Regions from separate parts of the Mus musculus genome. Here region 1 is linked to region 2. The links are chromatin contacts, found by Hi-C or POLR2A ChIA-PET in ENCODE. All regions are on one chromosome and are shown on one strand. Each heading gives the region's core, a stretch centred on a gene start or an enhancer-like site at or near the end of the contact. The rest is flanking DNA. Distances are from core to core; before and after follow the strand shown.

The links. A loop is a pair of places that touch in the nucleus more often than their neighbours do. ChIA-PET counts read pairs that join two places held with the same protein, here RNA polymerase II (POLR2A).
Region 1: POLR2A ChIA-PET joins it to region 2 with 14 read pairs in Patski. The contact joins two enhancer-like sites. A Hi-C loop is called at or near these places in 1 of 37 maps with a recorded cell type or tissue (gastrocnemius). POLR2A ChIA-PET finds 5 or more read pairs at or near these places in 2 of 5 experiments (Patski and embryonic stem cell).

What each region holds. Positions count from the first base shown.
Region 1 is chr19:56,421,936-56,428,340 of GRCm38, reverse strand. All of the region lies in intron 2 of Casp7 (caspase 7), which reads right to left. Among named protein-coding and RNA genes, the nearest start is that of Casp7, 28 kb to the right of the region's middle. Within about 2 kb of position 2,577, at least 2 of the 3 ENCODE cell types and tissues checked have a DNase peak (open chromatin) inside an H3K27ac peak, as active enhancers do; they include gastrocnemius, where a contact is called at or near this core.
Region 2 is chr19:56,583,306-56,590,233 of GRCm38, reverse strand. It overlaps Nhlrc2 (NHL repeat containing 2), which reads right to left. Exons shown (of 11, transcript NM_025811.3): 6 at 1,965-2,064. Among named protein-coding and RNA genes, the nearest start is that of Nhlrc2, 39 kb to the right of the region's middle. Within about 2 kb of position 1,852, at least 1 of the 3 ENCODE cell types and tissues checked has a DNase peak (open chromatin) inside an H3K27ac peak, as active enhancers do; it is gastrocnemius, where a contact is called at or near this core.

The DNA of each region.
Region 1 (6,405 bases), core at 1,328-3,827, 160 kb after region 2:
AGATGCTTTGAAAGATCCAGATTAGCTACATCCTCAGTGGGCTATCACCCGTAGAGTCGGGACGTCTGAATGTGGCTCTAATCCTTGCCCGGGTACTTGCAGGCCTTTTTCTATATAAGGACTTAGACCATATGGACCGAACCCCACAGAGTAGCGCTGGGCACTACCCACAGCTAGGTCAAGGGACAAAGGTCTTTCTCTGAATCTGACAAAGGCACAAAGAGTGCAGAACAACTCCAGGTACTCCTCATTATGAACAAATGCACGGGCATTTCTTTAGTTTTCAGCTTCACGGTCAATCAGCAGTCAGTCACTGCCCCATGAACTCTGAGAGACAAAGTCAGACACAGCATAAAACTGGCCATGGGCTTTCTTTTGCACATGTGTATAGAAGGGTGGGCATGTCCTGCCACCTTCACCCATGCATGCACATATGCAAGCTGCAGGACTATGTCTTCTGCCTTTGTCAATCACATTCGACCCCCCCCCACCCATCTACTGATCCATCATCCATCCACCCACTCACCCACCTACCCATCTATCCATCCATCTACCCACCCACTCATCTATCCATCTACCCACTCATCCACCTCCCCACTTACCTTCCCACTCACCCACCTCCCCACCCATCCACCCACCCTTCCATCCATCCATCAATGCACTCACCCACCAACCCATCTACGCACCCATCTATCCATCCATCCATCCATCCACCCACTCATCCACCCATCTACCCATCCATTCACCCACCTACTTACCCACTCACTCACCCACCCACCTACCCACCCACCTACTTACCCACTCACTCACCCACCCACCTACTTACCCACTCACTCACCCACCCACCTACCGACCCACCATCCATCCATCCACCCACCCATCCAACCATTCATCCATCTACCCACCCACCCACCCACCCACCCACTCATCCACCCATCTACTTACTGAGACCAGATCTTTCACTGAACCCTCAGCTTGACCTTTCAGCTAGGCTGACTGACCAGCAAGGCCCAGGGATAGCTGCCTGTGTCCACCCCCATTGCTGTGGTTATCAACATAAGCCAATGGCCCCAGACTGTATACAGGTGCTGGTCTCTGAATTCAGGTCTATGCCTGAGCCGTAGGCACTTCATCCACTAAGCCATCTCTCCAGGCCCTGGCTGAGGATTTTCTAAGCCAGCTTCTGTCATTTTCCATTCTACGCATAACACACACACACACACACACACACACACACCCCTCCACCTCTTCCTCTCCCTTTGTCAATTCTCTGCTGATAAATCTAGCTGTTCCTCGGCCTTTTTTTTTTACACACAGAAGACTTTCTAAGGAAACATGGGACTCTTGTTTGGCGGCTGTCATATTTAAGTACAAAATCCAGGATAAATCAGACTAGTGAATTAAAAGTTCTAAATCCTCTTAAAAGCTTGAGTGTTCCACAATTGGCTACAGATTAAAAAAAAAAAATCTGGCCACTAAATCACTGTACTTAGGGCCACACAAGCGAGAGATTGCAACCAATGATGGCGATGACATCCTATAGATCGACCTTTGAAGTCGCTGACACCAAGGGAGAAACAAGTCACACTGGGGGTGAGGGGGTGGGGACAGGCGGAGCAGCTGTGTATCCATCCTTCCTGAGTGCTGGTTTTCCATTGACATAGCCAAGGACCACTTTCTTCATAGGCCAGACAGCCACAGAACTCTTCCAGGAACATAGATAACACCAGCATCGATTACTAGGAAGGATTTGGATTATCCTAGCTTCTTGGGCAGAAAGCCATTTCTTGCAGTCTCCGATTTCAGCATGAGGCCAACTGAGTCATTTTTTTTGAGTTTAAAGAAGAAGAGGAAGAGGAGGAGGGGGGAGAGGAAGAAGAGGAGGAGAAAGATGACAAAGAAAACCCCGCAGGCTATTTCTATAAAAGGGGCTGTATGAAGAAGCTCCAGCAACTGTTACCAGACAACACGGTGGGATCCAAAAGCTATCCTGCCTACTTGATTAGGGAGAGAGAAAGCTCAGAGAGCACAGTGGACTTCTACAATCCACTCTGGGTGCCAGTATAATTTTCTCCATCACTGGAGTAGATAAATACAGGTTTTTATCCTCTTACAGATCCCCTGAGCTGCTCGAAATGTGAATTATCCCTTTCTACATTTGGAAGGGAATATAAGCACACAAACCCGTGCCTATTTATTTTCTGAAGTGTTTCCCTGAATAGGATTCCCAGTAGCCTGTCCTGCAGACATTGCTCAGCACACAGTAAACACATCAGCGGGCACACAGCTCCCTGCTGCTGCTGCTGCTGCTGCGTTTGGAACCGGGCTCTGGCTTTTGTAGCTGCTTTGTCTAAATATTTTGGGGATGGTTCAGTCAGGGTTTGAACATTCCAGCAGAGGGGCTTTCCCACAGTCTTTTCATACCACAGCAAAGGCGGACCAGGGTGCTGGACGGGGAGAGCAGAGAGGGAGGTACCTGGTGTCCCCGTCTGGAAGCAGTCCCCTCTGTAAGACCAGGCTTCCTCCCGAGACCACAGGGAGTGAGTTGCCTTCTTCTCGGTAGTAGTAAAAACTCAACATGGTTGGCGCTCAGCTGGCGACGGGAGGCTGGCACAGAAGGCAGCCCTGAAGGCCCAGGCCTGAATCAGCAGTGAGCTGCCCGCTGGAGTTTTCCATAGGACATTCAGGCTGGGGCTGGGAAGGTCACACTGGCCTCTGGCTTCCCTGCTGACAGGCAGAAATGACCAGCCTCCACACTGAGGCCCCCACATCCCAGGGACAGCTCCCTGTGGACAGAGTGATAAGTACTAGATCCAGAGGGGAAGTGACCACGGGGTCTGTGTTGGAGGACCAGACTTCACACACACACACACACACACACACACACACACACACACACACACACGAAGCCAGAAGGCTATCTTCAAGAACAATGAGCAGCAGGTGGGTGGCCGAATGAACGGTCATCAGCAGAGTGTTCACAGAATAGTGTGGCAGAGCTCTGTGAATGGACTAAGTGAGAATGCTACCCCAAGCATGTTCACACACATGGACAGTTGGTTGACCCCAGTGCCAGGCTTCGAGCAACATTGGTTTGTAAGTGAGCAAAACTAAGACGATTGCTCCTGGGGAATCTGCCAGTCCATCCAGGCTCATGAGGTTGGCTTTCTTCCAAAGGTAGTTAGGCTAGGGTTAGGATGAGCAGACAGGGTTTACAAAGTCCTTTCATCTTCGGGGAAGACCGGTTGCCAGGGGGGTTTTGCATAAAGAAATCACTTTCCAGAAGTGATCACATTTCCCAGTTTCAACCTTCCAAATGCAACTGGGAAAAAAGTGTGCATGAAAGGACCCAAGGCACGGGACGCAAACTGCTTGATGGCTGCCCCAGGGCTCGACGAGTGTTACAGGCACTGAAAGGGGAAGCAGGTGACAGTCAGGTGGTGGCCACAGTGTCCCTGTGGTTACCTGCCATCCTCTACTGTTAACAGAGCTCTTCTCACAGTGTGTGAAGGACAGATGCAGAGAAGCGACGTACATTCCAAGAGTTAAAAGAGAAGAGCAAATTCCTTTCTCCAAACATTAACTAACCTTCCCGTGTCTCTTTCCTTCCTTTCCCCTGACCAAAACAGGAGGCGGAGACAGACCGACAACAATAAAAATCATCAGAAGACTTCAGGAAAAATCATTCAGGGGAGGAAACGGTGCGGAGAATTGTCTTCAAATACCACAGACAGGCAGTGTGGAAGACAGTAATGTGTGTGGATGACTGTAGGACCCAGAAGGGCTCACCATCTCCAGTCCTGAACCGCTCCGTCTGCAGCTGTGAGTGACATTTGATGGATGGTGGATGTATGGGTTGACCTATGGTTGACGAATGGTTGGGCACACTGTGCTCCGAGCTGGGCCTGCAACCTCACCACCGAGGACCTGCTGGGCGACCTCACCTTTGCTGGTGACAACGGGAATAGAGTATTCTTCTTCTTCATACAGAAATGAGTCTGACAAATCACAATCACCTCGTCAGGGGGGGGTCTTCATTCCAGAGGCCATCTCTTCCTCATCAGCTACATTCGAGAAGTAAAAAAGCTGAGTCTCCTTATTAAATTCTCAACCCAGTGCACAGGAAGAATATGAAGAAATGGAGGTTAAGATAACCTTGCGGTTTCCACAGTCTCCCAAATGGTGAGTGAGAGACCGGGCCAGGACGTGAGCAGAGCCTGTCTGAGTCCACCAAACCTCCACTGGCATTTTTGGAAGTCCAATTTGTTGACAAATCTTTATAACTTTAAAATAAAACTGGGACGCAGGCGCCCAGTACGCTAGAGCTCAAGGGGAAGGTTTTTATACTGAAAACTAAATGCTCTGGGTTTAATTTAAAGTTCTGATCTTTTAGGGTGCTCAGTCCCGGCACCTTCTGATCAGCGGTGCCTCTGCCTGCGCAGGAACAGGCTCCAGCATGCTTGATTTAGCACACAGCCCTTGGAAGGGAGGGGTGGGGGGGACAGCTCGGCCTCGTCTTTCTCGTCTATTAATTACAAGCATTGTTCCCTTGGAGCTCCCTTCTTTCCCCCTAAGCGAAGGCAGCAGCCACCTGATCGCTCTTATAATTACACAAGCAACACATTTTTAAATAGGGAGCTGTTTATATATAACACATGCTCGTGGAGAAACCCAGACTACAGGATGGGAAAAAGAATTATAACCAAGTGCCATTTACTAAACACTCCCTAGGGGACGAAGGATGGAAGGGCCACGTGACTCGAGCCTGCAGAAAGGAGTTTATCCGACTCAGAGAGGCAGCCTTTGCTCCTGTCCTCTGCCTCAGATGGGCACGGAGACTCTCAGCCGGGGACGAGGGAGGGCCAGAGAAGCCTAGGGGACTGACAACTGGGTGAAGTCTGTTCACTACTCCGCAGTGTTTCCTTGAATTCTGACCTTGTGTGACGTTCACTTGAGCTTCTGACTTGGCAAGTGACATGTTAGAATGCAGTGTTTTCCGGGGGTGGGCAGACCGCTCTTGGTTTGCACCCCCAGTGACTTCCAGTGTTCACTCCATCAAGACCATTCCATGCCTATCTGGTGGCTTACCCAATTTTCCAGGCAGAACCATTTCATCTTGCCTGCCCTCCAGCGCCCCCTGGCGATGCCCTCAAATTTCTGTTCCTCTTCAGGCTTCCTTCCCCATCCTCTCCAGGCTCCTAGTCCTACGCTCAGCATTTTATACATTTTATTTTCTGAGGATACGCCCAAGCATTCTACAAAAATTTAACTCACGGCCCAGGCAGAGACTGCATGGCTCACAGACAGCTAATGGCCGCTAATGGCCTCCAGCTGCTCAAGGGTCACTGTTGCATTCAGAGAGGGCTCCGTTCAGGACCTTGAGGGCACCGGGCCTTGTGCTATCAACTGTAATTCATATTTAATGGAGACTGCCTTAGTGATTTCTTCTGGAGGGCTTAGGAGTCACGGTTTACGAGTCCTAAACTCTTTGTTATTTTTCCTTTTGTGTTTTTCTGTGTTTCATAAATGCTTTTTAATAATCAGAAAGTTAGAGAGACATTTTAATATATGAACTTTAAGTAAAGGACAGTTTGGAATATTAAAGGCCAGTGGTACCAAAATAGAATAAAACAATGTGGCTCTGCCATCTAGTGGTCACAACACAAAAGGGCAAGAGGACGTGAAGGGCTTAACTCTGGGGACACCAGGCATTTGGGGGGGTGGGGGGGATGAGGTTTCCCAGCACGGGCTCTGAGAACTCTTCCAGCCTTACAGTGGGAGTGAGTGGGTAATTCGGCTCTTTTTTTTTCTTTCTATTTTTCTATTTTATATAATTAATAAAACAGTGCTGGTATAAAAATTCACACAAGCTGCTAGGGTGCATACAAGTTCCAAAACTGTCCCAGATCTGTGGTACATTCAGTTTTGTAAGGGTGCACTCAGATCAGTGTAACAGGCAGACGTGATGTGCTAGCTCATTCCCTTTGGTAAGCCTATGCTTGTTACTCCTCACAGTATCGCTCTGATATACACTTTGTGCAGGGTCTGCGTTTCCTGAGATGTCAAACATTAAGGCTGGATCTACAAGGGGCAAGGACTGCCCACAGCAGTGACAGCCCCTGGGCCCTCAAACCCCCCCCACCCCACTTCAGAATGACCCAGTGACCTCCAACCAGGGGTCTCCAGGTCTCTCTCGATCAGGTAGGAAGCAGTTGCTGGGGGGATGGTAGAAACTGAGGCAATCTCTACAAGAACCCAAATGGCCACACTGTGGTGTGATCAGGCCAAATCCAGTCCCCACTAAGTAGATCCCATTGGTCGGTTGATGATTGCTGCTGATATGAACCCCTCGCCCCCTAACTTAAAAGGAAAGGAAGGTTTGGGGTTCAACACTGAACGGGAAGG
Region 2 (6,928 bases), core at 603-3,102:
AGGTGTGGCAAGACCTGATGTTACTGACACCAGCAGCATCAGCTCAGCTTGGAAGACCTCTCTACAGAAGTCCTCCATGACACTTCAAATCCCTTGGCTAAGGATCTCGGCATGAAGGAGCGCAGATGCTGCTGACACAAGCACTCTCTACTGTCACTGTTTGCCGATCTGATTCTTCTGAGGATGGGCATGTCTTCCTTTTACTTCTAACACAGAGGTCATCTAACTGCATCCCTAGTGTCCAACACAGTGCCTAGTGAAAGGAACCAACGAACATTTTATGTCAGTGGTCCTCAACCTCCCTAATGCTGCGACCCTTGAATACAGTTCTTCACGTTGTGGTGACTCCCAACCATATACTTATTTTTGTTGTTATTTTATAACTGTAATTATTACTAAGGTAAATCATAATGAAAATATCTGTGTTTTCTGATGGTCTTAGGTGACCCCTATGAAGGGTCATTCAGTCTCAAAGGGATCACAGCCCACAGATTGAGAACTGCTGTTTCAGATGCGTGACTGTCATAAACCACTACACAGCTGCGTTCCACACCTGTGCCTGGACACCGGAGGTCTTGAACTTGCTAGACAGCTGTCCCTTTCTACAAATAAAGATGAGTGTAGTGGGCTGGGCGGTGATGGTGCACACTTTTAATTTCAGCACTCAGGAGGTAGAGGCAGGTGGATCTGAGCTTGACGCTAGTCTAGAGTACAGAGTGAATTCTAGGATAGCCAGAGCTACACAGAGAAATACTGCATAAAAAGCTAAAAGCAACCAAAGATAATTGTGATAGCTTGTAAGCTTGTACCTACTTCCTATTACTACATAACAACTTTGTGGTCTGTGACTGTGTTCTGGTCAGCTTTTGGTCAACTTGACACAAACTGGAGTCGTCTGAGAAGAGGGAACGTCAACAGAGAATGTGTCCATCAGACTGACCTGTGGACAAACTTGTGGTCACTGATGATTGACATGAAAGGGCCCCGCCCACTTTGGGTGGTACCACCCTGAACAAGTGGTCCTAGGTTTGTGAGACCGCAAATGGGCAAGCCAGTGTGCAGCTCCAGTGGCCTGGCTCAGTGCCTTCCGCAGGCACAGGACAGACTTTCAGTCACTTACTTATTCTACATATAGGCTCTTACTGGGCTGTTATCTAACAGATACAGCACAGGGCCGAGTACACTGAGTAAATGGAACCAGGCTCATTTCTTTAAGAGGTAGTCTAGTAGGAAGAAACAGTTATAATCAGGCATGAGCCAAGAGACAGAGAAGAGAGGAGCAAAGGGGAGTGCAGCCAGCCCCGCCTGAGGCTGAGGGAGGAGGGGGAGTCAGGAGAAGTACTGCTCCCCACACTCACGTGCCCGCCTGGTGCCAATGCTATCCTAACTCTTCACACAGCAATCCCCTAGGTGACACAAACACATACAATGATGGAAAATGACAGAGGTAAAGGGGCTCACTCACTCTCCTGTGCTTCCACAGTAAGGAGAGCTAGGACTGCCATGCAGCACTCTGAAGCACCTGAAGGAGTGACTGCAGACACAGGAACTGTGTTTATGTTGTGAAGGATTAAAGCCCCACCTAACATTTCTGGTTCTCTCTCTAGGCACTCAGAAGAATGGCTCCTCCCAGGCTCTTAGAAATTAGATGCAGCCACAGGCTTAACTAAGGCTGATGAAATACAAGTGGAAGTGACGTTATGTCACCTCTGAGCAGCAGCTTTGAGAACCAGCTAGTGACTCACCACCTCCTCCTCTCTATCTCTGCCAGAAGGGCTGGCAGAGCTCCTGACAGCAGCTGCCTCCTCGGCCTGGGGAGCAGACCAATGCTCCCCAGTGAAGCCACTCGAGAGAGCAAGAAGCCTGTTGGGCCATGTGGCTGAGTGTGCGCACCCTGGCACGGTGACCTGGGCAGGGAAGCTGGGGACTAAGGAGGACGGCTGTCCCAGGACACAGCCACTTACCTTTTCTTTGGCAGTGTGCCAGAGTCTAGGAGGAGTGCCCATATCTGATGAGTCCCTGCCATGGCTATCCACAGGATGTCATTTCTTTGGACCTCTGAACCTTTATGAAAATAAGTAGCATGTATTATATACATATCTGGTTACTATGATACTTTTTAGGAATTGAAATCCATAGATGATACTAGTTTTTATAAATCAGCTGTTTCAGAACACGGTTCCTCAGGGAAGATGTGTTACTAGAAACCTTCCACCTCACCTGCAACAGTTTCATGAGAACCCAAAGCTGTCATATTTTTTTTAATTAAATGCAGTACAGGGTGATAATTCAATACATGTTTACAATGTGCAATGACAAAATTAAATCAATTAGCATTTCCATTTCCTTAAACCAAATCCACACATTCTTAATAGCAGTATGTCAATCTGCATCTCTGGAAACAATGTTTTTAAACACCGATTAAAACATTTTTTATGTGACACAAAAATGGGCTGATATTCTCTAAGAAAACTCTGGCAATTTCCACAAAAGAAGTGATGCTTTTAAGAGCAGTGTGGAAGCATACTCCTGTAGTCCCAGAGGCTAAGAGGCAGATTTCAGAGGAGTGTGGTGGCCCATTCCTGTACTGCAGAGGCAGAGGGGCAGAGGGGCAGAGGGGCAGAGGGGCAGAGGGGCAGAGAGGCAGAGAGAGGCAGAGAGAGGCAGAGAGGCAGAGGCAGAGGCAGGAGAAGCCCAAGTTGGAAGCCTGTTAGACTACATAGCAAGTTCCAGGCCAGCCTGGGTTACAAAGTAGAGACCCTGTGTTAAAACAAAATAACAATAAAAAGAAGCTAAAGGAATGTGTCTTTTTATTACCAAAGGCATGGGATTTGATATTCAGACACAAAGTAGATCAGTCATTTGCAAATGCACTATCTAGTAGCCTCTAATACTTACGGGGTTGTGTCTGTAGGAGTGTGCACATGTGTGTGTGGAGGCTGGAGGTCAATGTTGTGTCTCCTTCAGTCAGGCTCTGCTTTATGTACTTACTAGACAGGTTCTCTGTGTACCTAGAGTTCACTGATCTGGCTGGACTGGCTGGCTACTGGGAAAGTCCAAGGATCCTCCATCTCAGCCCCCAGGGCTCTGAGGCAGGCCGAGCTTTTTATGTGGGTGCTCAAGACTGAGTTCAGATCCTCATGCTGCACGGCAAGCCCTTCAGCAAATGAGCCACCTCTCGGGCCTGGTTTAAAATCCTTCAAGGAGTTTAGCAGACCAAGGGTACAGTATATTATAATATGCTGTTTACTACCATGAATTTTACCATCTTATTTTTGTCTAAATCTGAATGATGTCACACTTATTATAAGGGGAAAAGCTCTGCTCCTCAGATTTATTCTGTTAACATATTTAATTAGGAGGCACTCTGAAGTAACTGAGACGCTTTAACTAAAGTAGTCTGGTAAGACATTATCTTACAGAATTATTTTATTTGTAATTTTTTAAATTTCAAGTATTTTGTGATGAGAAGGGTATTCGTTCCTAATTAGTAATAAGTTTCAGATGTCTTTTAATTTAGTAACAACAGAAACAACGTACAATGATGACGGTTCTCAAGTTATCAAGGATACTATATCTCTGAGCGCTTTCCAAAACCCATTCCCGACTTTGGAAAGGCCCCTGAGATAGGTACTGTTAGCAAGTCCCACTCCAGATGAGTGCCCAAGCACAGGGAAGCTAGCATGCCAGGTCAACTAGCCAGCAAAGGAAGGAACTGAACTCTGGGCCCAAGCCAGGCTGAGAGCAACAACGCCTCAGTCATGGTGTGCTGATCCGCTCTCTGTTCTCAACTGCTCTGCAGCAGGAAGTACCTCAGTGTGCTTCCTTCACACAACCGTGCCTGCAGATGTAAGTGCTACCAACGGGGATTCTGCTGCCCATGTTCTGGGGACTCAGTCTCTGCTTTATCACTTTAAAAGGAGATCAAAAGGCCTGCACAATTAATTTTTAACACACATCACTTCATCAGTTATTCTAGGGCTACTCTCTGGGACTGCTAAAATGACTATGTCATCTAAGCTAATAAAATATTCCATTATTTCAGATATAATGACATTCAGATGAGAACTGCTTACAGGCAGCAGTACTCAAATGTCAGCCATGATCATTATTTCATGAATCTGGATCTTACCTTTAGAGCATGTTGCATTAGGCAAGCATAATAGATCTACAAACTCAACAGCCTGGAGCAGATGGCACTGAGGGTAAAGAGTAGGACACAATGTCTCCCTCACGTTTGTTAATTCGATAATAAGCACTGACTACTACTGTACTACAACACACAGTATCCACAATGCACAATGTTTACAACTGCTTACTTGTGTTAAAACCATCACAAATCGAAGATTATAAAGGTACTGTCTAGGACCCAGTACATGCCAGTTCAACAGAAACAACCTACGATGATCATATCAAACCATGGGAATGAGTTCAAGTTCCTGATTAGATAAAGGTATTATTAACCAAGGAAATGAACAACAGAGTAACAGAAAAGCTTCAGTAAGCGAAATAAACAAAGGCACGAATGGGTCGTACTTTTACAACGTCTGGAATGTTTCCCACTCACGATATTCCAAAGCCTATATTTATCCCATAACGTGTTTAGACTAATACACAGAGAACTGTAGACAATTACAGTTTGAAGCCCACTACTAGGCTCTCCTAATTTGCTCTCAATGGAATTAAATTAAGCACCTGGTGTGATGATGGCCTTTGACACAAGAGGACTCAAAGCATCCTTTCTATGATCGAGGAGCCAAATAGTTCAGGGTCTGAATCCTGGCTGCAGTTTCTTCACCTGCCAAGTGAGGCTGACTGTCCAGCCTTAAAGATAGCCAAGGGGATGAGTCCAGGCTTGGGAAGCTAAGCACCACACAGTACTGGTGAGTGCTGGGTCCTAGACAGTACCTGCAGGCTCTCAGTTCCTACACCAAGAATGCTCCCTCTCCCTTCTCCTAGGACTCGCACTGGCAGTCCCCAGCTTGTAGCTCTGTTCAGACTCTTGCTTCCCTACCCAGCATGGCAAACCTGTACCATTATCCTCCAAAATCACCACCGAGGGGAGCAAACCTCACCAAAATCAGCTCTGCTCGTGAGAGAGACAGTACCAAGGTCATCCCAGAACGAACCCTTATTTTATTACTAATTACTTCTATTTATTTTTCATATTTTAAAGATATCTAAGTGTAACTGGATTATATTTCTGTGGATTTTACTTTGATTTTTCAGATAATTTACAATGGGGTTGGGCTTGGAATCTAACAGGGCTGAGAATTCTCGAGTTACATATGAAAATGCAGCCTTTCAGGGCTTCTTAATGTTTCTAATCATAAAAACTGAGCAAACTAAGACCCACAGATAACCTATTTATGAATTTGATAAGGAACACTTTCAAGGTAATTGATAGCAACCATCATATTTAATGATGAAACAGTATAAACATAACATGCTCCTGCCAACAGAAATGAGATAAAAGACCTACCATTACCTCTATACAGCACCACATGAAGGTCCTACCTTGTGGAACAAAAGCAATACTCACACTCACACACACACACACACACACACACACACACACACACTCTGTCCTTCCTCTCCTACCTAAGACACCTTCTGATTGGTTCAGTAAAGAGTTGAACAGCCAATAGCTAAGTAGGAGAGGATGGGTAGGAGTTCTGGGCAGAGATAGGAACTCTGGGAAAGAATCCGCACAGGGGATTTGCCAGCCAGACATGGACAAAGGCAGAGGTGCTGAGACTGAAGGAGAGGTAACAGGCCACGTGACAGAATGCAGATTAATATAAGCAGGTTAATTTCAATTATACAAGCTAGCTGAGAGGTAGCCAGCTAAGGCCTAAAGCTTTCATGACTACTAAAGTCTCTGTGACATGACTTGAGATGCTCGGATGGAACTGCAGCTTCCTACTCCCAGGTGAGAAACTGGCTCACTCCCACTAATGTCTGAGAAGTTCTTCAAAGGTAAAGTATAATTACCAACAAAGATTTCTTTAAAAAAAAAAAAAGGAATAAATTCAATAAAAGAGATTTGAAAAACGCCCAGTCCAGCTTTGAAAAAAGCTGACCAGCACCCTCCTGCTGACCCCTGTGAAATCTGCAGTGTAAACACTGGTTTCCACCATCCTGAAGGCTCTCATAAAGCCGCCTGTGCCTCCAGGGAAAAGCAGTGATGTGTCACCCAAAGCACAGGGAAAGACGGACTGCAGCTGCGGGAGGGAAGGCAGCAGAGAAGCTCCACGCTGTGTGAAGGGAGGGCTTCTGCTGGGGAGGCAGGATGCAAGGTCTTCCCAAGACTGTGGAGTGCCAAGGACAGTGAAGAGCAAAGGTCTGTTCTAGAGACAAGCATACAGAGACAACCAAGATATGGCTCTGTGTACTGGGATGACAGAACAGAACCCCAAGGATAAAGAATGCCACCAAGAAGACCCTCAGGCAGCTACACCCCACTGCCCACACTGGAGCCACTCAACCAGCCCAACTAAGAGAACTGGAAGGCTCCTAAGCACACAGTAATCTTAACAATAACAGAACCCAGCTAAGCACAGCTTCCATCCAAACTGACTGAGTTCTCCATCATGACAGAAGTATTACTTATATCAGCCTTTAATTCAAGATTAATGACATAATTAGTGAGGAGAAGACAAACATGAAAGCAAAAAGAGGAGAAGAGGAGATGTGGACAACACTCATTTTTAAAGAACAAAATTCAGAATATTGGGCTCAGACTCTGACTTAGTCTGCTAAGGACAAAGAAGAGGGAGCCAGCGTTCCTAATGGATGGGAAACTTCTGTAGAGACAGAACCTAAAACCAAGAGCAAAGTAGAAACACCATTTTTCTTTCAAGGCTTGATACTGAAAATGAAGAATCCTTCAAAACAGGGTCATCAGCTGACAGACACAGCCAAGGAA